Linked DNA regions of Homo sapiens: region 1 is linked to region 2. Evidence: read pairs that join two places in POLR2A ChIA-PET (ENCODE). Cell type or tissue: HepG2. All regions are shown on one strand. Each heading gives the region's core, and the rest is flanking DNA. Links, peaks and the distances in the headings are about the cores only.

The links. Peaks named below come from ENCODE experiments on the same cell type or tissue, not always from the same donor. Only the 100,000 strongest peaks of a DNase experiment are listed, where the experiment ranks them.
Region 1: POLR2A ChIA-PET joins it to region 2 with 6 read pairs; 18 of 35 experiments call an interaction of 5 or more read pairs at or near these places.

What each region holds. Positions count from the first base shown.
Region 1 is chr7:100,539,701-100,554,933 of GRCh38, reverse strand. It overlaps AGFG2 (ArfGAP with FG repeats 2), which reads right to left. Exons shown (of 12, transcript NM_006076.5): 2 at 6,019-6,112; 3 at 4,423-4,538; 4 at 1,434-1,587; 5 at 676-841. It overlaps LOC124901708 (a long non-coding RNA gene), which reads left to right and starts at 8,438. Exons shown (of 2, transcript XR_007060453.1): 1 at 8,438-8,526; 2 at 11,302-11,467. RefSeq lists a silencer at 12,727-12,816. In HepG2, for the core only: a CTCF peak has its summit at 9,082; DNase peaks (open chromatin) are centred at 8,593, 9,053, 9,753 and 10,373; H3K4me3 peaks cover 2,143 bases.
Region 2 is chr7:100,436,091-100,451,323 of GRCh38, reverse strand. PPP1R35 (protein phosphatase 1 regulatory subunit 35) reads left to right here and starts at 14,827. Exons shown (of 4, transcript NM_145030.4): 1 at 14,827-15,183. The coding sequence starts at 14,950. PPP1R35-AS1 (PPP1R35 antisense RNA 1) reads right to left here and starts at 14,656. Exons shown (of 3, transcript NR_187540.1): 1 at 14,164-14,656; 2 at 12,822-12,943; 3 at 11,447-11,590. RefSeq lists silencers at 435-534, 15,028-15,233, enhancers at 4,348-4,848, 6,052-6,211, 6,122-6,806, 6,807-7,491, 13,734-14,236 and 2 more and a cis regulatory region at 6,153-7,006. In HepG2, for the core only: a CTCF peak has its summit at 5,342 (motif pointing left); a DNase peak (open chromatin) is centred at 6,723.

The DNA.
Region 1 (15,233 bases), core at 5,674-10,673, 100 kb before region 2:
CGGAGTCTCACTCTGTCACCTAGGCTGGAGTCCAGTGATGCAATTGTGATTCACTGCAACCTCCACCTCCTAGGTTCAAGCAATTCTCCTGCCTTAGCCTCCCAAGTAGCTGGGACTACAGGCACATGCCACCACACTTGGCTAATTTTTTTTTTCTTTTTAGTAGAGATGAGGTTTCACCATGTTGGCCAGACTGGTCTTGAACTCCTGACCTCAGGTGATCTGCCCACCTCAGCCTCTCAAATGCTAGGATTACAGGTGTGAGCCACTGTGTCTGGCTTGAAAATTTTTAAAAAGGGAAAACAGATTCTATGCTGCTGAACCCTCTACTGGCTATTGCTGATTTGGGGGAAGAATAATCTTTGGTGAACTGGAACACATGATAATCCCCCTCCTCCCATTTTAACAGAGACAGAAAATAATAAAAAAGGCTATTTCCAGTGTTCTAAAAGGAAGTGCTAGGAGCCCTCAACTATAATGTTTTAGGATCAAACCCCCAAACATAATCCTGGCTGTACTTATTTGACCCCAGTCCTCCCAGCCTCACTGCTTCAGAGTGACCCTCACATTTGTTTGCATGAGAAGATCTAGAGCCATGGTTACCTCCAGGGACTGGATCTCTCATGTTGTAAGCATATACGCTGTAGGGAGGGTCCCATCCCAAAACCCACTTACCCCCAAAGGCAGGGAATGCAGCAAAAGCTGGTGCCATCTGGGGTGCAGCAAAGGGGTCTCCACCGATGTCAGCCAGCAGGTCAGTACTGGCTTTTTTGACAGAGGAGTGGGGAGGTGGCTGAGTGCTCCGGGCCTGGGATGTCCGAGCGTGAGACTGACTGACGGGCTTGGAGGAGAAGGAATGCATACAGCCCTTAGAATCCCAGACATGCCCCAGGCCCTCCTCTGGCTCCCCAGGTTGCCCTCAGATAGGCAGGTAGAGAGAGAAGACAGTGAGTAACTGCCCTCAACCTAGAAGATTCCTGGGCAGGAGCTGCCTTAGCCCCTCTCAGAGCTCATATCATCCTCATCTTCTCAGTACACCTGCTCCAAGAACCACACATTTTACAGCACATGAGCCAAGGTAACCCTGAGATATACAGGAATACTGCCCAATACTGCCCCCAGGGCTGTTACTCCTCAACCTTCCCAGGTATTGGACACCATATTCCAGCCCCTTCTGTGTTTCTTTGATGGAATGCTCAGGTTTGGAGCTGATATTCTGACTTTCCTAAATACCACTTCCTGTTAGGTTCTGACTTCCAAAAGATATGAGGTCCAGAAGTGACAAATACAAGATACAGGTTAACAGCAGAGCCGAGACCCAACTCACAGCTCCTGCACTGTTGTCTGCTAAGTCCGGGGAATCTGATTCAGGAAACTGACACTCCTGTCTCCCAAATCTCAAAAGAAACATGACGAGCAGATCTGAGAGTTACCTGGCTCGAGGTGGAGGCAGCAACTGAGAGAGACGGTGCAGGATCACCCAGAAGTGTCCGAAGGGGCTTCCCTTCTGGGATGGAGCCCTGCACAGGGGTGGAGGCACTGCCTTTGGTATAAGTGGGCCCCTTGACTTGGTCTGGGGGGACATACCTTTGAGAAAGAATAGTTAGGCTGTAAAGAGAGGGATAAAACTTTGGACCACGCTCAGCTGAGATGTTTGGGAAGACACAGGAGTCAAAATCTATGCTCATTTTTCTCTACTGATTCCCTTTTTTGAAGGGAACCGAGCAACTTAGCAAAGTTCTGCCTATCTTGAGCATCCCCTTGAACATCTTTTGGTTTTTTTGAGACAGGGTCTCGCTGTTGCCCAGGGTGGAGTGCAGTGGGGCAATGTTGGCTCAACACAGCCTTAACTACCTAGGCTCAAGTGATTCTCCTGCCTCAGCCTCCCAAGTAGCTGGGACCACAAACAAGTACATGCTACCATGCCTGGCTAATTTTTTAATTATTTGTAGAGAAGAGGTCTCACTATGTTGCCCAGGGTGGTCTCAACCTCTTGGCCTCAGGTGATCCTCCTGCCTTAGCCTCCAAAGTTCTGGGATTACAGGCATGAGCCACCACACCTGGCAAAGGTCCCCCTCTTTTATTTCCTGGGTGTTTCTTCAGACTCCTTCTTCTCAGCTCCATAGAAAAGCTGCCTGCCGCCTCATCCTCTAGGTGCTCACAATCCACACTTCCATCCTGCCAGCTCCTGCCGGGACAATTCCCTTCCACTACAGTGTATGTGGCCCCTACTCTGTAAGTGTCAGCTTAATCCTGAGGACATCCCTAGGAGGGACTCCACAGTGTGGTCTTATCCACATCAATCTCTTTGTTCTCTGCATTCTCTTCTCTACCTCACAGTTACCTCCCAACATGTACACACCCCAGAGATCCCACAAGAAGTGATACCAGGGGAGAGGAAAGGTAAGGGAGAATGGAGATGCTGTTTCCTTCATCAGGAAGACAAAATATAGTTGTCCCATGGTATCCTCAGGGAACTGGTTCCAGGATCCCCCTGACAATTCCATAATCAGAGGACGGGACACTCAAGTCTCTTATATAATATGGTGAAGTATTTGCATCAAATATGTATATCCTCCAATATACTTTAAATCATCTCTAGGTTACTTATAATACCTAATACAATGTAAATGCCATGCAATAGTTGCTATATTGTATTGCTTTTTATTTGTATTATTATTTTTTTTTTGAGACGGAGTTTCACTCTGTCACCCAGGCTAGAGTACAGTGGCACGATCTCAGCTGACTGCAACCACTGCCTCCCGGGTTCAAGCAGTTCTCTGCCTCAGCCTCCTGAGTAGCTCGGATTACAGGTGCCCATGACCATGCCTGGCTAATTTTTTGTATTTTTAGTAGAGACGGGGTTTCACCATCTTGGCCAGGCTAGTCTTGAACTAGTCCTGACCCTGTGATCCACCCGCCTCGGTCTCCCAAAGTGCTGGGATTACAGGCATGAGCCACCACACCTGGCCTTATTTGTATTATTTTTTATTGTTGTATTGTTATTTTTTGTGTTCCCTACTTTTTTTTTTTTTTTTTTTTTTTTTTGAGACAGTCTCTCTCTCTTTGCCCAGGCTGGAGTACAGTGGCATGATCTCAGCTCACTGCAACCTCCGCCTCCTGGGTTCAAGCAATTTTCCTGCCTCAGCCTCCAGAGTAGCTGGGATTACAAGTGTCCACCCCCACACCCAGCTAATTTTTTTTGTATTTTTAGTAGGGACGGGGTTTCACCATGTTGGCCAGGCTAGTCTCGAACTCCTGACCTCAAGTGGTCTGCCCACCTCAGCCTCCCAAAGTGCTGGGATTATAGGCGTGAGCCACCTTGCCTGGCCTATTTTCCCAAATATTTTTGATGTGAGGTTGATTGGATCCATGGTTGCAGAATCTACAGATACAGAGGGCTGACTGTACATATAAATCATGAAACAAGGCCGGGCACGGTGGCTCACGCCTGTAATCCCAGCACTTTGCGAGGCCAAGGCAGGCAGATCATTTGAGCCCAGGAGTTTCAGACCAGCCTGGGCAACGTGGTGAAACCTCATTTCTACAAAAAATATAAAAATTAAGGCCGGGCGCAGTGGCTCACGCCTGTAATCCCAGCACTTTGGGAGCCAAGGTGGGCGGATCACGAGGTCAGGAGATCGAGACCATCCTGGCTAACACGGTGAAACTCCGTCTCTACTAAAAATACAAAAAATTAGCTGGGTGTGGTGGCGGGCGCCTGTAGTCCCACCTACTCGGGAGGCTGAGACAGGAGAATGGCGTGAACCTGGGAGGTGGAACTTGGAGTGAGCCGAGATCACGCCACTGCACTCCAGCCTGGGTGACAGAGCGAGACTCTGTCTCAAAAAAAAAAAAAAAAAGAAATATATATATATATATATATATATATATATATATATAAATTAGCCAGGCATGGTGGCACACACCTGTAGTCCCAGTTACTGGGGAGGATGAGGTAGGAGGATCACCTGAGCTCCAAGAAGCTGAGACTGCAGTAAGCTGTGACTGTGGCACTGCACTCTAGCCTGGGCAACAGAGTGAGACCTTGTCTCAAAAAAAAAAAAAAATCATAAAATGATGGGTTAAAGGAATAAAACTATAGGATGTGTGCTTCCAGCCATCTCTCCCCATACATAAGATCAGCTGAGCTATAAAAATGAACACCCACAGGCCTACCTCCCGACTCCAATCAGTCTACTATCTCTCCAAAAGAGAGGACATAAAATCTGCAGGGTTAGTGACTGAGAACAAGTTGTCCTTTCATGTAGATTTATTTTAGCCGTAACTGAATGTGAGTGGAACAGAATCGACCCAAGTCTAGTCTTTTGTGAGAAGGCCAAATTCAACTCTAGAAACTGGACTGTCAGATGAAGAATGTCTTGAACACGTTTCCATAGCAACCTCTTTCCTACTCCTTACCATCTCTTCTTCTCATATTTTTCCTGGAGAAACTCCTTCACTTTCTGAGGATCCCTGGAATCTGGTACTAAAGATGTCCGAGCATCAAACAGACCCAACCAAATCTTCCGGCAAACCTAAAAGAATGAAGGTGTCAGAGGAGTGGGAGCAGAAAGCAGGAAATACAAAAAATACCACTTCCTTTTTTTTTTTTTTTTTTTTTTTTTGAGACGGAGTCTCGCTCTGTCGCCGGGCTGGAGTGCAGTGGCACGATCTCAGCTCACTGCAACCTCCACCTCCGGGGTTCAAGCAATTCTCCTGCCTCAGTCTCCCAAGTAGCTGAGACTATAGGCATGCGCCACCACGCCCAGCTAATTTTTGTACTTTTAATAGAGATGAGGTTTCACCATGTTGGCCAGGATGGCCTCGATCTCTTGACCTCGTTATCTGCCCACCTCAGCTACCCAAACTGCTGGGATTACAGGCATGAGCCACCGCGCCCAGCCACCACTTCCTATTTATTCATCAGTAAATACATATTGGCTGGATGTGGTGGCTCACACCTGTAATCTCAGCACTTTGAAAGGCCGAGGTGGGTGGATCACTTGAGTACGGGAGTTCAAGAGCAGTCTGGGCAACACAGCGAAACCCACTCTCTAAAAAAATACAAAAATTAGTGGAGCATGGTGGCATGTGCCTATAGTTCGAGCTACTTGGGAGGCTGAGGTGGGAGGATCGTTTGAGCCCAGGAGGTTGAGGTTGCAGTGAGCCAAGATTGCACCATTAAGCTCCAGCCTGGGTGACAGAGCAAGCAAGAGCTTGTCTCTGATAAATAAATAAATAAATAAATAAATAAACAAATATTGAGCATGGACACAGTGCTAGGATCTGGGTCTACCTACAAACCAGATATGATTCCTGTCCTCGCAGAGTTTATAATCCAATGGGGCAGTCATATCTTAGATAAATAAAACTAAAGTTATAATCACATTTTGTGACATGTATTGAAAAAGGAAAATAGAGGGCCATGAGAATTATGGAGAATTAAATTTCACTAAGGGTAGGGTCCAGGACAATTTTCAGAGCTCTGGCTTCCAGGACACCTCCAGAGGCCCTTGAGGATACCCTCTAAGTAAACCAATCACCCATAAGCTGGGGTACTGCTAACGCCAAGGATAGCAACTTCTGATCGGCAGATTTAGCTAGGGAAGGGGTTTAAGTCACTTTCCAGTACAAGATATGCACTTAAATCCAGGTTGTCGAGGCTGAAGGCAGCAGAGCTGGCTCCAGGAAAGCTTCCTCAGAGGGGCTGGCCCAGTCAACTCTGAATGCTCACGCTCTGGAGCTCTGGTCATTCTACCCCTCCATTGCTCAGGTGCCACATCCTACAACGATATTGCTACTTCCCCTGACTCCTGAAAAGGAGGCCTAGACAAACCATGATTTGTATAACAGAATAAAGATTCTGTAAATATACCTAAGGAAAGAAATCATACATATGAAAAAATTAAGAGAAACTCAACCAAAAATAAAACCGTAAGGTTTCCCTACAATCTTGAGGCAAAGCCCCACCTGCAGATAGGTGACCTTCTCACCACTCCATCGGTGGCAGCTCACCTCATTTCCACGGGATTGCAGGAATACTACTTCAGGCTCAGTGAAAGTTGTCATGGAGATTGACTTGACACGATGAGGGGGGTTCAGCCCTCTCCTATGGGAGAGAAACAGGAAGAAAGAGAAGTATAATGCAGTTAGCATGGCAGGCTGTTCATGGGAGGAGGAGGAGGAGGGAGAAAGGGTGAAAGAATAGCATATAAACTAAGCTCAGATAGAACCCCCCCATCTGAAGCTACTTCCTAATTCCAGGAAAGAAGGGAAATATTTGGAATATTTTGGAGATATTAGAAGTCTCCAAAGAGAGGCCAGGCACAGTGACTCACACCTGTAATCCCAGCACTTTAGAAGGCCGAGGCAGGCAGCTCACTTGAGGCCAGGAGTTCGAGACCAGCCTGGCCAATATGGTGAAAACCTGTCTCTACTAAAAATACAAAAATTAGCCGGGCATGGTAGTGCACGCCTGTAATCTCAGCTACTCAGGAGGCTAAGGCACAAGTATCGCTTGAACCTGGGAGGCAGAGGCTACAGTGAGCCAAAATCACCCCACTGCACTCCATCCTGGGCAACAGCAAGACTCTGTCCCCACTCCCACCACCCCCCTCCAACCCCCAAAAAAAAGAATCTCCAAAGAGACAGGGAAGAGAGAGTCAGGAACATCCTGTGATCCCAGTAGTTCTGGAGAGGAAAGGTAGAGCCTGCCCATCCAGAAGCCTCCTCTAGCCTGGCTCAGATCCCAGTAGTTTCAGTGTTCAGCCTGTAGGCCGAGGGGGGTACTTCTGGGAACTCAGACACGTGACCACTTCCCACTTCCTACTTTATCATTGTTTTAGACCTACAGCCCATCCCCAAGGTCCCAGGGCCCACAAAAACACAAATCCTTCAAGCATGAGGGAAGGCAAAAATGAAGGCCCAGTACTATTCTTGATAACACTAACAAAAACAGGATATGGTGACAAAAAACAGTCTCTAGCCCAGCTGGTCCTCCTTGTGTCTACAAAGAAGGGTGGAGTGGTGGTGGGATGGAGAGGGTCCCTCTCTTTCAGGAAGCCATCTCTAGGAAAAGAAATATTTGATTTTCTTATTTCTGTATCTCTCAATAAAGCAGGAAGAAGTCAAGTTCAACCATGAGCTATAAGGCTGGCATGGGCGAGGAATATGTAACCTGTGGCAATGCTTTTGTGCCTCCTCTGTATGTTCTGTTAACTCCCTGGGAATCCAGTTCTGCCTCCAGGAACCCTGTGGAGATTATAAGAGAAGAGAAGGCTTCCTTGTCCCCACTCAACTGGTCTCAGGAGTGTTCTAATACAGGAAACTTGGGGCTAAGCCAGGCAGGGCTTCATAGGTTCCCCTGTCCTTGCACCTTAAGTATTATTCTGGTCTAGGTCTACTACCCTCACTGGATTAAACAAAACTGCCCAAACCAAAACAAGCTAGATCCTGGGACAGGAGGGAAGCAGTCTCAGCAGATGAGGCCTCTTCAGACTTTTACTCTCATGGAAAAAAAAAAAATGGCCAAATCGAGTTGCTCAAATAAAAATCCAGAATAGGGTCCTGGCTGACATCCTCAGGAAGCGCAAAGGGGGAAAAAGAGACAAAAATATTTAACAGATGAAAATCCTGAAAATTCACAAAGAAGGTGGGGAAAACATACATTCACACTAACAGGTGCACACACAGAATCCAAGTGCTCCTGCCAAGTCTGGGAGAACAGCAGCGAGGTGTAAGCAAAAGCAGCGGTGGTGGGGGTGGGGGGCAGGGAGTGGGCGGACTCAGTACAGAGTGAACAGTAAGGGCGGCCACCCTGCGGATGATAAATTACTCATTATGGGATTTTAACAAAGGACAGGACACTGGAGGCTCCAGTTGACGCTGTTTGCAGCAATTCTGCTGCTAGACCTTTAGGTATAAAGGGTCTCAAAAATGCTCTTATAAAAGACAAGCAATATCAAAGAGGACTGATGCCCCCAAGGAAAGATAAGCTCAGGGAAAAACGAAAGCAAGGCTTTGTTACTACATATCAAACAATAGCTCTTAAGCTTGGTCTGCCCCGAAGACTGTCTTCCGATCACATTTCAGAGATAGTCCATTCTCTCTCCTAAGGCCTCTCTTGCTAATGGCTTGGTTTGGTTTTGCTTTTAATTCTAGCCAGCCTGCTTTTAGACTTTCTCACCTTAACCACTAGGCCCTTCCCCTTCAGAATGTCAGGGCTTTCTGAAGTCTAGCCAGACCTCATTGTCCCTGTGATCTCAAAGGTCTTCTCCTTCACCTCCTACAAACAAAATTTACTTTGCCAAAACACAAGGCATTATGGGAGGCACTGTGGGGGATACAAAAATTATAGGACAGAGTTATCTTATCACCAGGAGCTCACAAGAAGAACCCAGGAAGCCTGGACAAAGGTACTTCTTACTGCAGTAGGGTGCTATTCAGTCAGGCACTGATGGATCAGGGAGAACGTGACTCCAGGATGCAGCAGTTGCGGAAGGAAGAGAAACAGTCATGGGGAAGGTAAAATGTATTATGTTTACACTAGAAAAACAGATTCTAAGCCTATCACAAAAAGGTCATTGACATTTCCTGAATGGATAACCAGGAACTGTTAGCGAACTGTAAACAGGGAGGTATGCTTCCTTGTTAGGGGGAGGAGGCAGGACTCAACCCAGGCATCAATCAAAATGGGATGCTTAGAACAGAACTTATGGTTGAGCCTGGACTAAAAGAGTTTATTTTTGGTGGGGGTGGCGGGCGGGGGGGGCGGCAGACGTGACAGGATGATGGGAAGGCAGAGAAAATAAGAAATGATTTAGGTGCTTTGGGCCAAATGAATCTGATGGAACAGGATGTTTCCATAGCACAGTACAAAAAGCATTGCTCTGACCTTGATGTCTGTAGACTGGATTTTGTACAACCAGAGCCACAGTCTGGGGGCAGGGAGAATTCTCTACAAGGCAACACTGCAGCCTAGGAAGGGGGCCTAGTTACATGGCCTATGAGTCAGAGTTTTTCTTTCTGAATCACAGAGAGGCCACTGCTGGCCAAAAGAAGCAATTTAGAAACGAGAGCCCCCTTCCTCCTGGTAGCTAAAACCATGTGGCCTAGGTGTGCTGCATTTCACTGGGTACACACCAGGGTCATGCAGCGGACCAGATGTGAGTCACTGGCCTGGAATTAAACAGGCCCAGCTCTCCCACTTGCACCCAGCTCCCCAACATAACTCTCAGGTTCCTCCCAAAAGAGGTAATCACAGCAAATTCATTCTGGTATTTCTAACCAGGAAGTGCTGGGGAGGAACAGAGATCAATTTATTTTCTCAGAATAGAGTAAGTTTTTCCAATGGAAAGTACATTATTACTAGGACTCAAGCCTCCAGCCAGTCAGGTTGTCTTTATCCACTTCAGTTTCTTTTTCACAGGGCACCTAAAGGGCATATGAAGTATTCTGAATTATTTGGCAGCTGAAGCCACTTGTATGTGTAGCTGCTAACAACTGCCCAGTCCTCTCTCTTTCCCTCCCTCCCGTCTCCTCTCTGATTCCATTAGGCATAGTACTATTTCCACAAATACCACACCTTTTGTTTTTCTGTGATCATCACCCTCATGCTGGCCCATATTTTTGCTTCTATCTTGCTTCATAAAAGCATCAAACCTGCTCAGCTGCTCAGATAAGAAAGTTCTGCCAGGTCAACAATGGAAAAAAACCAGTTCCACCCAGCACCCAAGTTCTTTTTCATTTGTGCCAAATTTGGACTTGGGAAATCCTTGCCTTTGAACAATTGTGTTCAGATTCATACACCCCAGATCGTGTTTCTTTGCTCTGGGATTTCACTCCTCTGCTTCTGAACAGGATACAACTAAACCAGTTTAGCTCTTATCTTGGATGCAAACATCACCATGAAGAGTCCCTGTTAGGAACTTTTAATAGTCCCTAAGAGGAAGGCTCTCCTATTACCCTGCTCCAGGGTCAATTTCACTAATTTTAGGAACCCTCTTCCTGATCTAAATTCTGCTTCAACCCATTTCCTTTGTTCCTCCTCAGCAGCAATGATAAACAGCTGTCCTGTTGATTAGAGCCAGGTAGACTCCTGATAGCATCCAGCCGCCCTTCCCTTTAGGCTCAACCTCAATCTTTTTTACATGTCTCCCTCTGCCCTCACCTCTCTCATCCCCACCCCCCCGCCCACCACCCCACGTCGAGCTTTTTCTCATCCCTTTAGTAATTTATCACTTCCTTCGGGGCTTTTCAAGTGGTTCATGCACCCCTTATGAAACAGCACCTACATCTGTAATTTAGTGAGAGACTCTGTCCACCTCTGCCCAGCAGAGGTCAACATGAAAGGTGACAGAGGAGGGGATGGAGGGATGGGACTAAAACAGGGGCAAGGTACATGTGTACCTCTCCAACCCAGACAGATGGAAAAGTACTGAATTATTGAAGAACATACTGTACCTTTCCTCCCATGGAGATTAAAATGCTTCAACTAAGAACCACCAGCAAGCCCGACAGGGAAAGTAAGGCACAAGGAGGGCAGGAACTTGTCACAAATAAAGAGCTGTCAAGTGCATTCTTGACACCCAGCCCAGAGCTCTGCCCACCTTAATTCTGACTCCTGTGATCACAGTAAAGTTGGGCAGAAATAGAAGAGATAAGTGTCTATTACAAACACCTGAAGAACGATGGATTGAAGATGGACCCAAACAGCCACATCAAGGAAATATGTCATACTTTGCTGAAAAAACTGGGTGTCAAAGTTAGCGTCCATCCTTGTGTCAATGAGATCTCAGGCCTCAACATCCATTTTCTTTCTGAGGAACAGTGGTTCATTCACAGACGCATTCAGGCAAACCAGAACAAGAAAGAACATTTAAAGCACTGCTTTGCAAATAGATGCTTTTTAGCAGCAATTTTTACCACGTCTTAAGATTCAAATGACAGATTCATCCTCCAAGAATTAGAAATGTAACTAAACAAACAAGCATATGTGTATGTTGGGGAAATTAAACAGATCCACATCTAGGTTAAGGAAATTAGGTACTGGAAGAAAACCAAATGAATAAAACTAGGTCAGGTGTGGGACCTACAATTGTGGCAGTATGTATGTAAATTTAGGAACAGCAGAAACTAGCAGCCTTTCTCTCAACCCCTCACACCAACGCTGTAGGTTTTTGCTACAGCTGAGAAAATATTTCTCATTAAAAAAGAGAGAACAAGAATGAGTTCATACATGCAGGGATGCAGGCAGAGTCATACCCACCCACCAATATTAAAATGTGTGTTTTTCTTCAGATCTTAGGAAATTCAACTTTGGCTGGAACCATCAACTTTGCTACATCGGCCAATCCAACCAGCTGGGAATTCTAGTAATTTTGCTCACTGCCCCCAGACGACTCTATCCCCTTATGAAGGAGACATATTTGTAACCCACTGAACAGAAAACTGGCCTTTAAAATAATGTCATCCTGCTGTCTCCTTTCTGTGGCTACGGTGCTAATGTGGTATTTCAATTTCTTCCCTCAATATCCTCTTCATTTTAACAAAGAATATTTCTTCTCGAGGCCAGGCACAGTGGCTCACGCCTGTAATCCCAGCACTTTGGGAGGCCAAGGCAGGTGGATCACCTGAGGTCAGGAGTTTGAGACCAGCCTGGCCAACATGGTGAAACCCCGTCTCTACTAAAAATACAAAAATTAGCTGGGCGTGGTGGTGTGCACATGTAATCCCAGCTACCTGGGGAGGCTGAGGCAGGAGAATCGCTTGAAACCAGGAGGTGGAGGTTGCAGTGAGCCAAGATCGGACCACTGCACTCCAGCCTGGGCGACAGAGCGAGACTCCATCTCAAAAAAAAAAATTAATAATAATATTTCTTCTCTTTGCATCATACCTCAGTTTGGTATCACTCTAACCCACAGAGCTTCATTTTACTTCATAGCTTTTAGCAATACAGAACGATTTCTTTATAGTCCATGGCTTCCACTAGGATGTCAGCTCCGTGAAAATGGGAACTTATCACTACTGTATCTCCAGTACCTAAAACAGTGTCTGGCGCTTGATAGGCACTGAATAAGTTCGTGTTGACTGACCGAATGAATAAACATGCAGGCTGTCAGCCGACCACAATTTTCACTTCCCACCAACACCAAACCCTAATCTACAGGTAATCAATCATGGGGATTTAAGATGCTAATTGGTCTCCGTGCCACCATGGAGCCATGCCTCCAGAAATAAGCATCCCCTGCCTCACATTCTGCCTTACAGCCCACCTGCCAGCTCCCACTCCTTCCCACAGCATATCAAAGGGACACAGGTAATACTGTGTTAAGACCCCTTTACAAGGATTATATGCCTTGCCCTTGTCATGCTAATTATAGGGAAACTCCAGCTTTCTTGCAGAGTTTCTCCTGAAATTTCTCACTCTCAACATACCTTCAATTCAGCTTCATTTACTGGCCTAACCTCTTGATCTTTCATTTCACTCTCATTTCCTACTAACAAAGGGTTGGTCTAGCTTCTCATTTCCCAAACACCAAAATATGCTCTCTAAATCCTCCTCTGTGAGAATCACTCCCTGGTTTAGTCTCATAATGCTTTACCAAAAAGCTAAGCAGGCTGGGTGCCGTGGCTCACGCCTGTAATCCCAGCACTTTGGGAGGCGAGGCGGGCGGATCACTTGAGATCAGGAGTTCGAGACCAGCCTGACCAACATGGCAAAACCCCGTCTCTACTAAAAATACAAACATTAGCCAGATGTGGTAGCGCGTGCCTGTAGTCTCAGCTACTCAGGAGGCTGAGGCAAGAGAATTGCTTAAACCCAGGAGGCAGGGGTTGCAATGAGCCGAGATCGCGCCATTGCACTCCAGCCTAAGCAACAGAGTGAGACTCCATCTCAAAAAAAGAAAAAAGAAACCAGGTTTTTAACGTGTCCCAGATACCTTAGCTTTCTTTGTGTCCTGATTGAGGGGTATTATAAGGGAAATGTTATCTGTGGGACACTTTAACAAAGATCTACAAAATAATGATAACAATGTCAGCACTTCCCAGTTACTCAATTTTATCCATCAGTTTCATCCTTCTGCTTCTCATAGCAGGATCTTCAGGAATCAGCTCTTTCTCTTTCTACTTTACCCTATACATACTCCTTTTTTTTTTTTTTTTGTGAGACAGAGTCTCGCTCTGCGACCCAGACTGGAGAGTGCAGTGGTGCGATCTCGGCTCATTGCAACCTCCACCTCTTGGGTTCAAGCAATTCTCTTGCCTCAGCCTCCTAAGTAGCTGGGATTACAGGCACCTGCCACCATGCCTGGCTAATTTTTGTATTTTTAGTAAGAGATGAGATTTCGCCATGTTGGCCAGGCTGGTCTCGAAACTCCTGACCTCAAGTGATCTGCTCACCTTGGCCTCCTATACATACTGAGCCACCGAGCCCGACCCCTATACATACTCCTAAACGTTGCTCAATCTCTCCCCAGAGTTCTTCACCCACTCTCGAGTCTCTATCCTCTTGCTTCATTTCAGTCCATCTCAGTTTATGACACATTACTGTTTGGGTTCTCAATCATTATCCCAAGAGCCACGATGACTTTTACTTAGACCAAAGTCAAGTTCATCCTTACAACCCACAAGTGAGGTTGATCAGAACCCAGAGAGAAGTTTAGCAAAGGAGGTTAAAACGAAGTAAATAATTCCAAACGGTATCTTGAGAAAACTAAATCCTCATTGCTGGTCTGCCATGATCATCACTAATATCAAACAACAAATGTTGGAAACCGCAATGCCCATATGGCACTGGATAAGTTACGAAACCTCTCTTTGCTTCTGTTCTCCCATCTGTCTTGCAAGAACAATAGTGCTCGCTCCCTGGCTCCTAAAGGTATCAAGACAGGGAAAGCTTTTTTTTTTTTTTTTTTTTTTGAGACAGTGTCTTGCTCTGTCGCCAGGCTGAAGTGCAGTGGCGCAATCTCAGCTCACTGCAACCTCCACCTCCCGGGTTCAAGTGATTCTCCTGCCTCAGCCTCCCAAGTAGCTGGGAGTACAGGTGCGCGCCACCACACCCAGGTAATTTTTGTATTTTTAGTAGAGATGGGGTTTCACCATGTTGGCCAGGATGGTCTCGATCTCTTGACCTCATGATCTGCCTGCCTCGGCCTCCCAAAGTGCTAGGATTACAGGCGTGAGCCACAGCGCCTGGCTGGAAAGCATTTTTTAAAAAACAAAACAAAAACAACAGTGTCTTAAAATAAGACTAAAAAATTGTCAAAATAAATCCCTTGACAAACTTATTAAAAAACAGAGATCCAGGCCTGATATCAGATGTTAATCATGCATCTAACCAAATAATATCTTAATTTGGGAGTAGGAGGAGTGCAGAGGGGAGTGGAGGGGGCTTTACTATATAACCAGAAATCTAGGCTAGAATTGTGGCTGTAAATTCACTCTGGCATGACCGAACAGTACCAATGCCAAGAGTAGCACTCAGATGATGCACCAAAGCCCCCCCAAAATCTAGAGTTTCCTGGATGCTACCACCAGGATCCAGTCATGGCAACAGGGATCTTAAAGGTGTAAATGATTAACCTTCAGGATGGCTCACCTAGACGTGCAAACGTTTGAAAAAGCTAAGCTCTCTACCAGGGTAACCCATTGGCTCTCATCTCTTAGATTTCGTAAGAGTTTTACCTTCTGGGTAACATTTCAAAGCCCTGCTAAGATTAGTATCTACACCTGAACTCTGGACCATGGCTCCCTTCCAGCCACTATCTCTAGGCTGTCAATCGGGGTTAATTCGCTTTTTTTTTTTTTTTTAATCCTGTACTCTAATCATAGGAATTTCAACCAAGTTTCAGCTGGCTTCTGCATCTCACACTCCAGCAGGGACACAAGCCCGAAGGAAGAAAGGTGCCCGTCCATCTCCAGGCCGGCTTTCCCCACCTTTTTCCTTTTTGCTTTCCACCTGCATGAAGTTCCCTCTAAAGGTGCATGTCATTTTCTGGCCCTTTAAGTCCCGACACCCCATCCCACTCCGAGTTCCCTTCCATCCTCCGCACTTTCTCCCTCCCCACTTGCAGTTTGCCTCGACCCCCTCGGGGAGTTTCTCGGTCCCTCTCCGGGCGTCTTTCTGCACCCGTACCCTTCTCTCCGCAGAGCGACTCCGGCCTTGCTTCCTCTCCCCTGCCCTTTCCCCTCCCCACCACACCGCTGCAGCAGACGACCCCGTCCCCACA
Region 2 (15,233 bases), core at 4,709-9,708:
CAGTGGCACAATCTCGGCTCACTGCAACCTCCGCCTCCCGGGTTCAAGCGATTCTCCTGCCTCAGCCTCCAGAGTAGCTGGGATTACAGGCGTGCACCACCACGCCCGGCTAATTTTTATATTTTTAGTAGAGACGGGGTTTCACCATGTTGGCCAGGCTGGTCTCGAACTCTTGACCTCGGGTGATCTGACCACTTCGGCCTCCCAAAGTGTTGGGATTACAGGCATGAGCCACCACGCCCGCTGGAATCGATATTTTAACCGGAGATGAGTTTTATTGGGGTGGGGGGTGCCCCGGAGGCTGCACTGCGGGGAGATCACAGAAGGCACCTTGGGGTATTGGAGACTCTGGCCTGGGGGACTGAGGACTCCCCTTGGGTGGAGGAGGGGAGATGCAGCTGGAGAGAGGACACCTGGACACCTGCCCAATCCAGTGACGTCAGCCTCGTCTGCTGTCAGAAGGGGGCGGGGCCTCGGGGGCGGAGTCTCTCCCGCCTCAGCCCTCGGTCTAGTCTGGCCACCTTCCCAGTCTGGTGGGTGCAGGTGGGGAGAAGCCTGGGTCTGGGGGCAACAAGCGCGGGTAAGACCTGTAGGGGGCCAGCTAGGGACGCCAGCGGGGGCCGGGTGGTCGGGCGTGGCGGCCGCGGCGAAGCTGGGGGACTTGAACAGCCTGTCTCGTCTTGGTCCTGACCTCCAGGTGGCGCCGCGGTGCGCGGACCGGCGTTAAGGTCGCGTCGCCCTTGGCCTCTGGCTGGGGAAGCCCCTACGGCCTAATGGGGGTGGTGGAGGAACTGCTAGAGGGGCTCTAGGCCATAGCCGGGAACAGAGAGACCTCCCTATGTGAGCCCCCGGAGACCCTGACCGCGGGCTCTGCCGCTCCTCCCAGCACCCCTACGACATTAGCCGATGGGGGAGCCGACATTAGCGGATGGATTCTTAAACACTAAAGGGTCTCCAGAGCATAAAATGGGCACTGGTGACACTGCTTCCACGGGACGGTTAGTTTCTAGTGAAAACAGCTTCTCCACTGCGCATGATGGCTCATGTCTGTAATCCTGACATTTCGGGAGGCCAAGGTAGGGAGAACTGCTTGAGCCCAGGAGTTCAAGACCAGCCTGGGCAATATAGTGAGACCCCATCTGTCGCTTTTTTTTTTTTTTTTGAGACGGAGTCTTGCTCTGTCGCCCAGGATGGAATGCGGTGGCGCGATCTCGGCTCATTGCAACCTCCACCTCCCAGGTTCAAGCGATTGTCGTGCCTCAGCCTCCCGAGTAGCTGAGATTACAGGCATGTGCCACCACGCCCAGCTCATTTTTTTGTATTTTTAGTAGAGAGATGGGGTTTCACCATGTTGGCCAGGCTGGTCTGGAACTCCTGACCTTAAATAATCCACCTGCTTTGGCCTCCCAAAGTGCTGGGGTTACAGGCGTGAGCCACTGCGCCCAACCATGAGACCCTATTTCTAAAAAAAATAATTTTAGGCCGGGTGCGGTAGCTCACGCCGGTAATCCCAGCACTTTGGGAGGCGGAGGAGGGTGGATCACCTGAGATCAGGAGTTCCTGACCAACCTGGCCAACATGGTGAAACCCTGTCTCTACTAAAAATACAAAAATCAGCCGGGCATGGTAGTGGGCGCCTGTAATCGCAGCTACTAAGGAGGCTGAGGCAGGAGAATCGCTTGAAACCGGGAGGCAAAGGTTACAGTGAGCCGAGATTGCGCCACTGCACTCCGCCTGGGCAACAGAATGAGACTCCGTCTCAAAAAAAAAAAAAAAGAAAAGAAAAGAAAAGAAAAAATAAATAATAATTAAATTAACTGGCCATAGTGCCATGCACCTAAAAGTCCCAGCTACTTGGGAGGCTGAGGTGGGAGAATTGCTTGAGTCCAGGAGTTAGAGGCTGCAGTGAGCTGTGATTGCATCACTGCACTCCAGCCTGGTTAACAGAGCAAGACCTTGTCTCAAAACAAAACAAAATTCAACAAAACAAATCCTGCCTCATCCGATTCTTGGCCAGGACACACTGGTGTGGAAACCCTCCTTCCCCACCAAGTTCGCATCCTGCCCGGCCCCCCGGGTTCCACCTGCAGCCACTCTATCCCTCTAGCCCAGAACTAACCCAGCCTCCACCCCTTGTCGTCCCTTTGTTTTCAGGATAACCTGAAATCCTAGCACTTTTGGAATAAACCTGTAATCCTAGCACTTTGGGAGTCCAAGGTGGCAGGATCGCTTGAGCCCAGGAGTTTGAAGCCAGCCTGGGCTACATAGCCAGACCTCATCTCTACAAAACACTCCCTGTGCCCTGGCCTTTCCTCAGCCTGGGGGCCAGTAGAAAAAGTGTGGGGCATTTCGAGGTTTTTCTCAGGTTGAAGGACTGGCAAGGTGTGTCTGTGGTAGTAACTTGTGGGGAAGGGACTGGGCCCTGATTCTCAGGGCTCTGCTTTGAGCCTAGGCTATATTTTATTTAATTTTAATATTTATTTATTTGTTTGTTTTGTTTTGTTTTTAGTTGTTTGAGAAGGAGTTTCGCTCTTGTTGCCCAGGCTGGAGTGCAGTGGCGTGATCTCGGCTCATTGCAACCTCTGCCTCCCAGGTTCAAGCGATTCTCCTGCCTCAGCCTCCCGAGTACCTGTGATTACAGGCATCTGCCACCACACTCCGCTAATTTTTGTATTTTTAGTGGAGACGGGGTTTCACCATGTTGGCAAGGCTGGTCTCAAACTCCTGATCTCAGGTGATCTACCACCTTAGTTAGCCTCCCAAAGTGCTGGGATTACAGGCATGAGCCACCGGGCCCGGCCTTATTTATTTTATTTATTTTTATTTATTTTTTTTGAGACAGAGTCTCACTCTGTCGCCCAGGCTGGAGTGCAGTGGTGAAATCTTGACTCACTGCAACCTCTGCCTCCCAGGTTCAAGCGATTCTCCTATCTCACCCTCCTGAGTAGCTGGGACTACAGGCGCACGCCACCACACCTGGCTAATGTTTGTATTTTTAGCAGAGATGGGGTTTCACCATATTGGTTAGGCTGGTCTCGAACTCCTGACCTCAGGTGATCCATCCGCCTCTGCCTCCTAGAGTGCTGGGATTACAGGCGTGAGCCACCACGCCCGGCCATAATTTATTTTATTTTTGAGACAGTGTCTTGCATGTCACCCAGGCTGGAGTGCAGTGGTGCAATCACAGCTCCCTGCAACTTCTGCTTCCCGGGGTCAAGCGATCCTCCCATCTCAGCCTCCCAGGTAGCTGGGACTACAGGCATGTGCCATCAAGCCTGGCTAATTTTCTGTATTTTTGGAAGAGATGGGGCTGGTCTCGAACTCTTGAGCTCAAGTGATCTGCCTGCCTCAGCCTCCCAAAGTGTTGGGATTAAAGGCGTGAGCCACCGTGCCTGGCCTTAAGCTTCTTTTCTTCTTTTTTTTTTTTTTCCTTGAGACGGCATTTCACTCTTGTTGCCCAGGCTGGAGTGCAATGGTGCAATCTCGGCTCACCACAACCTCCACCTCCTGGGTTCAAGCGATTCTCCTGCCTCGGCCTCCCAAGTAGCTGGGATTACAGGCATGCGCCATCACAATGGGCTAATTTTGTATTTTTAGTAGAGATGGGGTTTCTCCATGTTGGTCAGGCTGATCTTGAACTCCCGACCTCAGGTGATGTGCCCACGTCAGCCTTCCGAAGTGCTGGGATTACAGGTGTGAGCCACCACGCCTGGCTCTTTTCTTCTTTTTTGAGACGGGGTCTCACTGTGTTGCCCAGGCTGGTCTTGAACTGCTGGCCTCAAGTGATCCTCCCAGGTCAGCCTCCCAAAGCATTGGGATAACAGGTATGAGCCACCACACCAGCCTCAGCCTAGTCTTCAGTCTCCTGAAGCTCAGTGTCAAAGGCCTCAGCTTTTTTTTTTTTTTTTTTTTGAGAGAGAGTCTTGCTCTGTTGCCAGGCTGGAGTGCAGTGGCGCGATCTCGGATCACTGCAACCTCTGCCTCCTGGATTCAAGCAATTCTCCTGCCTCAGCCTCCCGAGTAGCTGGGACTACAGGCGCCCACCACCACGCCCGGCTAATTTTTTTGTATTTTTAGTAGAGACAGGGTTTCACTGTGTTAGCCAGGATAGTCTCGATCTCCTGACCTCGTGATCCGCCCGCCTTGGCCTCCCAAAGTGCTGGAATTACAGGTGTGAGCCACCACACCCGGCTCCAGCCTCAGCTTCTTTTTTTTTTTTCCTCTCTCTTCTTTTTTTTTTTTTTTTTTTTTGGAGACGTAGTCTCGCTCTGTCGCCCAGGCTGGGGTGCAGTGGCGCGATCTTGGCTCACTGGAAGCTCTGCCTCCCGGGTTCATGCCATTCTCCTGCCTCAGCCTTCTGGGTAGCTGGGACCACAGGTGCCCGCCACCATGCCCAGCTAATTTTTTGGTATTTTTTAGTAGAGATGGGGTTTCACCGTGTTAGCCAGGATGGTCTCGATCTCCTGACCTTGTGATCCGCCCGCCTCAGCCTCCCAAAGTGCTGGGATTATAGGCGTCAGCCACCATGCCTGGCCATCCCAGCCTCAGCTTCTTGAGCATGCATGCTTCCTGGCTGCCATGGCAACTCGACACTTGCGGATCATGATGGCTGACCAACTGTGTGGCCACCCCCGGAGCTTATGAGGTCTGAGGCCACTGAATGGGCCTTGCTGGACATAGTCCCTCCCCACCAGCTCCTTCACACAACAAGACCTCCCCTAACCATGGTACCCCATCTAGTTCCCCACACAGATGGACCCCGCTCCCATACCAGGGCTTCTGACTCTCCACCTGTCTCACACCACCTGACCTCTCTCCTCCTGCCTCTGCCCTTGTTTCCCTTGGCAACTCTCTGGGCCTGTAGAGGCTCTCTCAGGGGAAGATAGTCCTTCATGACCAAATCCTTCCCTCGTGGGTCCCCAGACCCTCTGATTCCAGCCCCCCAGAGATGGGGATACTGCCAAGGTGAAGGTTTCGGGGAAGACCCTCAGGGAGGTTCAGCTGTGTTTGTTTCCTGTGACTGCTGAAATTGTACAGATTGCCACATACTACATCCTAGACCTCCTGAATTCTGATTTGGGGATCAGGAAGGAGGTTGCTGGGAAGCAGAGGTGAGTCATGACCCAGGCTGGTGGGGCCCCATCAGGGAGGTTAAGTCTCTTTTTTAAAATTTAATTTAATTTATTTATTTTTGTAGAGACAGAGTCTCTCTATGTTGCCCAGGCTGGTTTCAAACTCCTGGCCTCAAGTGATCCTTCTTCCTTGGGCTCTCTTAAGTGCTGGGATTACAGGTGTGAGCTATGGTACCCATTGCCCTCTAGAGGAAGGCAGGCCCAGCCTGCAATCCCAGCATTTTGGAAGGCCAGGTCAGAGGATTGCTTGAGCCCAGGAGTTTGAGACCAGCCCGGGTAACATGGCAAGACCCTGCCTCTACAAAAAAAAAAAAAAAAAAAAAAAAATTACCTGGGTGTGGTGGCATGTGCCTGTAGTCCCAAGCTACTCAGGAGGCTGAGGTGGGAGGATCGCTTAATCCCCAGAGGTCAAGGCTGCAGTGAGCCATGATCGTGCCACTGCACTCCAGCCTGGGTGACAGAGCGAGACCCTGTCTCCAAGAAAAAAATAAAACTTGAAAAAAAAAAAATCTAGAGGAAGGCAAAGGGTCTGGAGGGCATCGTGAGCAACACTCACCTGGTCAGTGAAGCTGAGCAAAACTGCCCTGCTCAGACCTGAACTGGCCTGAGACAGAGACAGAAAGGGGCAGGCAGTCTGGGCATGGTGGCTCACACCTGTAATCCCAGGATTTTGGGAGGCTGAGGCAGGCGGATCACCTGAGGTCAGGAGTTCAAGACCAGCCTGGCCAACTTGGCGAAACCCTGTCTCTAATAAAAATACATAAATTAACTAGGTGTGGTGGCGTACACCTATATAGTCCCAGCTACTTGGGAGACTGGGGCAGAAGAATCACTTGAACTGGGAAGCAGAGGTTGCAGTGAGCTGAGATTGTGCCACTGCACTCCAGCACTCTAGCCTGGGAGACACAGTGAGACTCTGTCTCAAAAAAAAAGAAAGGGCAGTCTCAGACTCCCAGAGAGGAGAACAGCAAGTTTCTGTTCCACCTACTTCCTTCAAGGGCTTCTTCCTCCAGGAAGCCTTCCCATCCTCCAGGCTGAGCTGACCTACCCTTCACAGAGCTGGGGCTGGTGTTTAATCTGCACAGGCTGCATGAAGTTTTGCATCCTCTTTCCTGGAGCCTGGCCTGGCCTGGATGTTAGAGTTCATGCTGCACCCTGGGAGGGTGAAAGCTGGCCCCACTCAGAGCTGTCCATGCCACTCCCAGGCCCCAGCAAATAGCAGGTGTCAGTGAGCGGGTGAGAGGCATGTCTTCTGCCTCCTGGGACTCTGAGCTTCCTAGAACTGGGGCCACATTTCCTGCCTTATCTGTTTTCTCCACTGAGCAGGGCTGGGGCTGGAGGGGGCACGTGTGGGGCCAGCCAGCAGGAGCCCGAGGCGAGAGGGTCTGAACCCCCTGCCTCAGAGCCTACCGGCAGAGAGACCAGGGGCCTTTCATTTCCCAGCATCCCCGACATCCTGCTCATCTGCTGCAGAAACAATGAACACGGGAAAAGGGCAGGATGTCCCAGAGGTCGTCCAGAGGAGGAGAGGACAGGCTGAGTCAAAGGTGGGGAGGGAGGAAGGACAGAGGTCAATGGCACACGTGCCATGATCTCATCAGCTCCTGAAAAACAATGACTCGACCTTCTGAGGGCCCCAACTGAGCTCTGGCAACCATATGAGGCCAGTCATTTCCTCAGTGTTCAGATGAGGAAGAGGGGGGCTCTCAGAGGAAAGGGAATGATCCCCAGGTCACATGGTCAGTAGGCACTGGAGCTGGGACTGAAACCCAGGGAGACAGACGAGAGACGGGCCAGGGCTGCGAGGAGGCAGAGAGGCAAGGGCTTCGGCCTCCCCATTTCCAAGCTTGCATTCCCAGGAGTCCATTCATATGTGAAAAAAATGGCTTTTTATTTATTTATTTGTTTAGAGACAGTCTCGCTTTTTGCCCGGGCTGGAGTGCCGTGGTGTGATCATAACTCACTGTAGCCTTGACCTGGGCTCAAGTGATCCTCCCACCTCAGCCTCCTGAGTAGCTGGGACTATAAGTGTGCACCATCACACCCAGATAATTTTTTAAATTTTTGGTAGAGATGGGGTCTTTCTATGTTGCCCAGCCTGGTCTCCAACTTCTGGGCTCAAGTGATCCTCCCGCCTTGGCCTTCCAAAGTACTGAGATTACAAGCATGAGCCATTGCGCCTGGCTTATTTATTTATTTTTAGAGACAGGGTCTCGCTCTGTCACCCAGACTGGAGTGAAGTGGCACAATCATAGCTCAGCGCAGCCTCAAATTCCTGGGCTCAAGGGACCCTCCTGCCTCAGCCAACAAAGTAGCTGGAACTACAGGCATACACCACCATGCCTGGCTAAATTTTTTTAGAAATGGGGTCTTGACCAGCCCAGGCTGGTCTTGAACTCCTGGGCTCAAGTGATCCTCCGGTCTCAGCCTCCTGAGTAGCTGGGACTACAGGTGCACACCACCACACCCGGCTAATTTTTTTGTGTTTTTATTGTAGAGACAGGGTTTCACCATCTTGCCCAGGCTGCTCTCGAATGCCTGTCCTCATGTGATGCTCCCACCTGGGCCTCCCAAAGGGCTGAGATTACAGGTGTGAGCCACTGCACCCGGCCTGATAGCAGAACCTGCTTTTCTTCTACCAGCCTCTCTTGGACTGTGGAAAAACCTCACACCAACATCTCCTTGTCCAATCGCCTCTCTTGGACTGTGGAAAAACCTCACACCAACATCTCCTTGTCCAATCCAGAGGCTTCCATGGAATCACTCTCCACCCCAAGACCCCCCAACATCTCCTGTGTGCTCATTGAGTAACAGACCATCTGCTGCTTCCCCCGTCCCCAACCATCTCCCCAAGGTCCTGGGCATTGGTCCCCTGCTAAGGGGATCTGTCGGGACCTGCCTCCCAGAGTGAGGGTGGCGATTTCTGCATACATTTCCCCTATCTGTGGCTCCCTTTTCCTGGGTTATGGGCCCATCTTCCGTGCCTCCACACCCTTTCTTTCTACCTCCAGCTGTCCCTGGGCTCTTTGGGACCCTAACCACTGGCATCAATCAACCTTCTATGCCCAGTGTGGACATCAAGGACATCTCCCCAGCAAGCTCAGGCCTTCAGCCCAACATTCTCCTCCTTGCTGTGCTCAGCTCCATTGAATTCTCCATCCTCCACCCCACCCTGCAAATCTGTTTATCTTTGCTTTTCTGGTTTCTTTCATTTTCCTCTGCCTCACCCAGATTCCAGACAAATTCTTATTTATTTATTTATTTATTTGAGATACAGTTGCTGGCGGCTCACTGTAACCTCTGCCTCCCAGGTTCAAGTGATTCTCATGCCTCAGCCTCCGGAGTAGCTGGGATTTGCAGGCATGTGCCAGCACACGCAGCTAAAATTTTTTTTTTTTTTTTTTGAAATGGAGTCTCGCTTTGCTCGCTTTGTTGCCCAGGCTGGTGTGCAGTGGCATGATCTGGGCTCACTGCAACCTCCACCTCCTGGGTTCAAGCAATCCTCCCACCTCAGCCTCCCAAGTAACTGGGATTACAGGCCTGGGCTACCACATACGGGTAATTTTTATATTTTTAGTAGAGACGGGGTTTCAGCATGTTGGCCAGGCTGGTCTTGAACTCCTGACCTCAAGTGATCCATCTGCTTGGGCCTCCCAAAGTGCTGGGATTATAGGCGTGAGCCACAACACCCAGCTTGGATTATGGACAAATTCTTTTGAATGAGACTCTGTCCCCTGCCTCCAACTTTTCTGCATCCCAGCAGCTGGCATCATCCCATGTCCCAGAGACTTCACACATACCTAATGGGGCTCATCTCAACCCTCCTGTTCCTCAGCCTGATGCTGGGGAGGCCAGGCTCAGGGTCAGTGTGTTGGCCTGCAGCCCGATGTGTGCCCTCCTCCCTGGATCTCTTCCTTCTGGGTTGGGACGAAGGCGTGAAGGTGGTTTGGAGTCATGAGTTCAGGCTGAGACACCTCAGACCTACCTGACCTGCTGGGGGATTCACCCTGCCAGCCTCCGAGATGCAGTAGGATGAGAACACGCACTCTGGGGATAGGAGCCTGGATGTGTGTGTGTCTGGAGGTTGGCCATTCCCATCTTCCAGCGTGTCTCGTGTGACAGGGACCAGTGTGGAAGTGTCTCTGGGTTGGCCCTTAGGCATAGGCCAGTTTGAGAATAGGAGACAGGAGGTGAGAGGTCGCCATAGGTGGGGTTTGCAGAGGGTGGTATTAGAGCTTTGCTGTCTCTCTGATCTTTCTTGGCCCTATTTGGGGGTGACTTCCAGGATGACGCCCTTGCTCCTCCCCCACCCCCAACCCTGGCAGGTCTTCCCATGTGTCCTCTGTAGCAGTCTCAGCCACACCGTGCAGTGGACCACTGCATTGGAGGCATCCTACCTCTTCTTAAGGACATGGTCCCTTCAAGGACCCTGGATGCTGACCTGTCTCCTGTCCCACCTAGCCCACCTATAGCACCTGGCTCAGCAGAAGCTCATGGATGACCTTGAATGACCCCTTCCAGCACTGAGACTTGCTTTCTTCAAACTAGCATCCAGGTCTAGGATTACCCCACTCAGCAGCCTCAGATAACTAAAGGAGCATCTCTAACTGGTGAGGTCTAACCCAATCAAAAGTCTTTTTTTTTTTTTTTTTGAGACGGAGTCTCGCTCTGTTGCCCAGGCTGGAGTGCAGTGGTGCGATCTCGGCTCACTGCAAGCTCCGACTCCCAGGTTCACGCCATACTCCTGCCTCAGCCTACTGAGTAGCTGGGACTAGAGGCGCATGCCACCACACCCGGCTAATTTTTTGTATTTTTAGTAGAGACAGGGTTTCACCGTGTTAGCCAGGATGGTGTTAATCTCCTGACCTCGTGATCCGCCCGCCTCGGCCTCCCAAAGTGCTGGGATTACAGGCGTGAGCCACAGCACCCAGCCCAAAAGCCTTATAATAAATAATATTTAAGAGATGGGTGTTGCTCTGTCGCCAAGGCTGGAGTGCAGTGGCGTGATCATAGCTCACTGCAGCCTCGAAGTCCTGGGCTCAAGGGATCCTCCCACCTCAACCTCCCCGGTACCTGGGACTACAGGAATACACCACCACGCCTGGCTAATTTTTAATTTTTTTATAGAGACTGGGTCTCACTATGTTGCCCAGGCTGGTCTTGAACTCCTGGCCTCACAGGGATCCTCCTGCCTCTGCCTCCCAAAGTGCTGGAATTACAGGCATGAGTCACGGTGTCCCAGCCATTTTTTTTTTTTTTTTTTTTTTTTGAGACAGAGTCTCACGCTGTTGCCCAGGCTGGAGTGCAGTGGTGCCATCTTGGCTCACTGCAACCTCCCCCTCTCAGGTTCAAGTGATTCTCATGCCTCAGCCTCCCGAGTAGCTGAAATTACAGGCATGTGCTGCCATGCCCAGGTAATTTTTTGTAGTTTTAGTAGAGAAAGGGTTTCACTGTGTTGCCCAGGTTGGTCTCGAACTCCTGGCCTCAAGTGATCTGCCTGCCTTGGCCTCCCAAAATGCTGGAATTATAGGCATGAACCACCATGCCCTGTCCTCCTCCCCATTTTTTTTTTTTTTTTTTTTGAGACCGAGTCTCGCTCTGTCACCCAGGCTGGAGGGCAGCAGCACAATCTCAGCTTACTGCAACCTCTGCCTCCCCGGTTCAAGCAATTCTTCTGCCTCAGCCTCCTGAGTAGCTGGGACTACAGATGAGTGCTACCACGCCCAGCTAATTTTTTGTCCCCTTTTCTTTTGAAGAGGAAAAGCAATTCCTGGCCTCCCAGCCTGGGCCAGCCAAAATAGCTTAGGAAGAATGTGGGCAGGCCCAAGACCTCTCACCTCCCTCACCTCCACCTTCCGATCTTCACACTCGTACTGTTTTTTTTTTTTTAATTATTATTATTATTATTATTATTTTGAGACAGAGTTTTGCTCTTGTTGCCCAGGCTGGAATGTAATGGCACGATCTCTGGCTCACTGCAACCTCCGCCTCCCAGCTTCAGGCAATTCTGCCTCAGCCTCCTGAGTAGCTGGGATTACAAGCATGCACCACCACACCCGGCTAATTTTGTATTTTTAGTAGAAATGGGGTTTCTCCATGTTGGTCAGGCTGATCTCAAACTCCCAACCTCAGGTGATCTGCCTGCCTCGGCCTCCCAAAGTGCTGGGATTACAGGCGTGAGCCACCGCGCCAGGCCCTGTTTTCTTAAAATCATTGGTGAACATTCCACTTCTTGGAGACCCGCAATGTAAACTGGGCAAACAGAATGGCTTGTTTTCGTCTGTGCTGGGGCCTGAAATGAGTCAGTGACTAGATTTTAAGGCTGAGGAATTGCGTTTACTGGGTTCATGGACACGAACTCCTGTAGGGCCTAGATATTTATCAGCATGGCCAAGGCCTGGGGGACAGTTTCGAGTCTCAGCTCCAACACTTCCTGCATGCCAAAACTGCGTCAGCCTCTTTTTTTAAATAAACAAAAAACGTTTAGTCACAGAAATGTTCAAGAATATGCAAAAGTAGAGAAAATATAGTAATAAAATCCTGCTTCAGCAGTCATCAACATTTGGCTAATCTTGTTTTATCCATGTACCCTCAAATACTGTTCCGAACCCCAACTTTTTTTTTTCTTGTGACAGGGTCTCACTCTGTCATCCAGGCTGGAGTGCAGTGGCGAGATCCTGGCTCACTGCAACCGCCGCCTCCTGGGTTCAAGTGATTCTCATGCCTCAGCCTCCTGAGTAGCTGGGACTATGGGACTACAGGCACGTGCTACCATGCCTGGCTAATTTTTTGTACTTTTTAGTAGAGACGAGGTTTTGCCATGTTGCCCAGGCTGGTCTTGAACTCCTGAGCTCAGGCAACTTGCCTGCCTCGGCTTCCTAAAGTGCTGGGATTACAGGCTTGAGCCACTGTGCTCAGTCTTGATACTTTTCAATTTAAGGTAAAATACAGCATGATTTATTAGTTTTTTTTGTTTGTTTGTTTTTTGTTTTTTGAGACAGAGAGTCTAGCTCTGTCACCCAGGCTGGAGTGCAGTGGCACAATCTTGGCTCACTGCAACCTCCACCTCCTGAGTTCCAGTGACTGGCCTACTCAGTCTCCCAAGTAGTTGGGACTACAGGCACCTGTCACCACACCCGGCTAATTTTTTTGTATTTGTATTTTATTTTACTATTACTTTTTGAGGCAGAGTCTTGCTCTGTTACACAGGCTGGAGTCCAGTTGCACGATCTCAGCTCACTGCAACATACGCCTCCTGGGTTCAAGCGATTCTTGTGCCTCAGCTTCCCAAGTAGCTGGGATTACAGGTGTGCACCACCACGCCTGGCTAATTTTTATATTTTTAGTAGAAACGGGGTTTCACCATGCTGGCCAGGCTGGTCTCGAACTCCTGACCTCAAGTGATCCACCCACCCGGGCTTCCCAAAGTGCTGGGATTACAGGTGTAAGCCACTGTGCCTGGCCTGATTTTTTAAAACCTTTTAATATAATCATATAAAATGCATACATTTCCAAAGTCAAATATACAAAACAAAGTATATTTGGAGGAATAAGACTGTTTGTCTTTCATTCTATTCTCTCCCTCCTATGTCGCTATTAAAAATTTTTAATTTATACTCCCAGTTTAAAAATTTATATTTGTACCTCGCTATTTCTTTTCACAATTGAACAATGAGATAATAGACATACTTGCTTGTTCTTAACTTTAGCAGGAAAGCCTCTAGTGTTCCACCATTGAGATCTTCCTTTAAAATCCTTTTTGTAAAATTTGGGCTGTGCTATCCATTCTATCTGATGTTCCACAGCACTTCCTGGAAAGATAAAATGAACAATGTGGAAACTCATAATGAAAAGTGGTACACAAACGTGCCTGTTGACTGAGCATCAATCAATTCCAGGAAAGCTTCAAGATTCCTGAACCTTTTTGAAGCAGTTTGGAGAATTAAAAAAAAAAAAAAAAAAAGAGTAAGAAAGGATTCCTGAACCCACTTCCACTTACATTCTACACAAAAAATGAAAGGAGACTTGCAGAATTGAGGGGACCTGCCCCAAGTAACCTAAGGAGCAGGTGGGAGCTCTCATTTCCTTTTCTGCAGTTCAGGGGTCTTCTGCTATGTGGAAAAGCTCAGGGCCCAGGATAAGTCCACTGACATTAAAAATTAAAAAAACTGAATTCAAGGCTGGGTGCAGTGGCTACTGCCTGTAATCATAGCACTTTGGGAGGCCAAGGCAGCTGAACCACTTGAGGTCAGGAGTTCGAGGCCAACACGGTGAAACCCTGTCTCTACTAAAAATACAAAAAAAATTAGCCGGGTGTGGTGGTAGGCGCCTGTAATCCCACCTACTTGGGAGGCTAAGGTGGGAGAATTGCTTGAACACTGGAGGCAGACGTTGCAGTGAGCTGAGATTGTGCCACAGTCTCCAGCCTGGGCACCAGAGCGAGACTCCGTCTCAAAAAACAAAATAAAACATTGAACCCACAATACAGAGTTTTTTGTTTGTTTCTGAGACAGGGTCTTGCTCTGTCGCCCAGGCTAGAGCGCAGTGGTATGATCAGAGCTCATTGCAGCCTGGAACTCCTGGACTCAAGTGATCCTCCCGCCTCAGCCTTCCCAGTAGCTGGGACTACAGGTGAGCACCACCACCACGCCCGGCTAAAATTAAATTCTTTTGGTAGAGATTGGGAATGGTGGTGTGGAGTCTCGGTATGTTGCCCATGCTTGTCTCCAGCTCAGGGTTTCAAGACATCTTCCCGCCTTGGCCTCCCAGAGTTGGAATTGCAGGTATGCGCTACCGCACCCGTGCCAGATATCTACTTTTTATACAAATTAATATTTCAGGGAACTCTCGAAGGTAAAAGTAGTCACAAAAAGCTGCAAGAGTTGCTGTGTCCCAGAAGGGAGTCCGGGATGGGGTCGGCGACCCTCGCCCGCACTCATACAGGCCAACTCCGGTCCGAGTTTGGAGGCAACGGAACACCGGAAATGCTGTGCAGGTCTGAGTGGGAGGTCAGGGCACACTGGACCGTTACCTTAAAGCTGCCCCATTTATGGCCAGGTGCGGTGGCTCATGCCTGTAATCCCAGCACTTTGGGAGGCCGAGGTGGGCGGATCACGAGGTCAGGAGTTCGAGACCAGCCTGACCAACATGGTGAAACCGTCTCTACTAAAAATACAAAAATTAGCCGGGCGTGATGGCGCGCGCCTGTAATCCCAGCTACTCAGGAGGCTGAGGCAGGAGAATCTCTTGAACCTGGGAGGCGGAGGTTGCAGTGAGCCGAAATCGCGCCCCTGCACTCCAGCCTGGGCTACAGAGAGAGGCTCAGTCTCAAAAAAAAAAAAAAATGCTGCCCCATTTGGCGCCCCAGAATGAGGACTGACACACTGGGCAATGGGCATCGCAGCGCTAGCAGGACTAAGATTCCTCTGGGTAACTCAGCCATAGCAGAGTTTTCAAGAGGAGGAGTGGCCCTGATGAGGACCCGTAGGGCTTCAACCGACCCCAGCTCAAAAACACTTCGGCTTGGGGGCGGTGCCAAGGCTGTGAGTGCTTCCAACACTTCGGCTTGGGGGCGGTGCCAAGGCTGTGAGTGCGGAAGCCTGCCGGAAACCTGGGGACGGAGCGAGGGAAATGACGCCTGGGAGCGACAACAGGGTGGGTGGGGCTGCTGACTCCGCCCCCGAAGGAAAGGGTTAACGGTTTCCGGTAGCGGCGTCTAGGAGGGGCGGGGGAAAGGAGGCGGCAGCCAGGCTGTGTCCCCTGACCGTTGGAGCGTCTGCGACCCCCGCATCCCCGCACCCTCAAGGCACCTCCAAAGATGATGATGGGTTGTGGGGAGTCAGAGCTGAAGTCGGCGGACGGGGAAGAAGCCGCGGCGGTCCCGGGGCCACCCCCGGAGCCCCAAGTCCCGCAACTCCGAGCCCCAGTGCCCGAGCCCGGCCTGGACTTGAGCCTGAGCCCGCGGCCCGACAGCCCTCAGCCGCGGCACGGCAGCCCCGGGCGGCGGAAGGGGCGGGCGGAGCGGCGGGGCGCGGCTCGGCAGCGGCGGCAGGTGAGCGGGGGAGGCTGGCCCCCGGCCCGCGACGGCCTCGCGCCCACCTG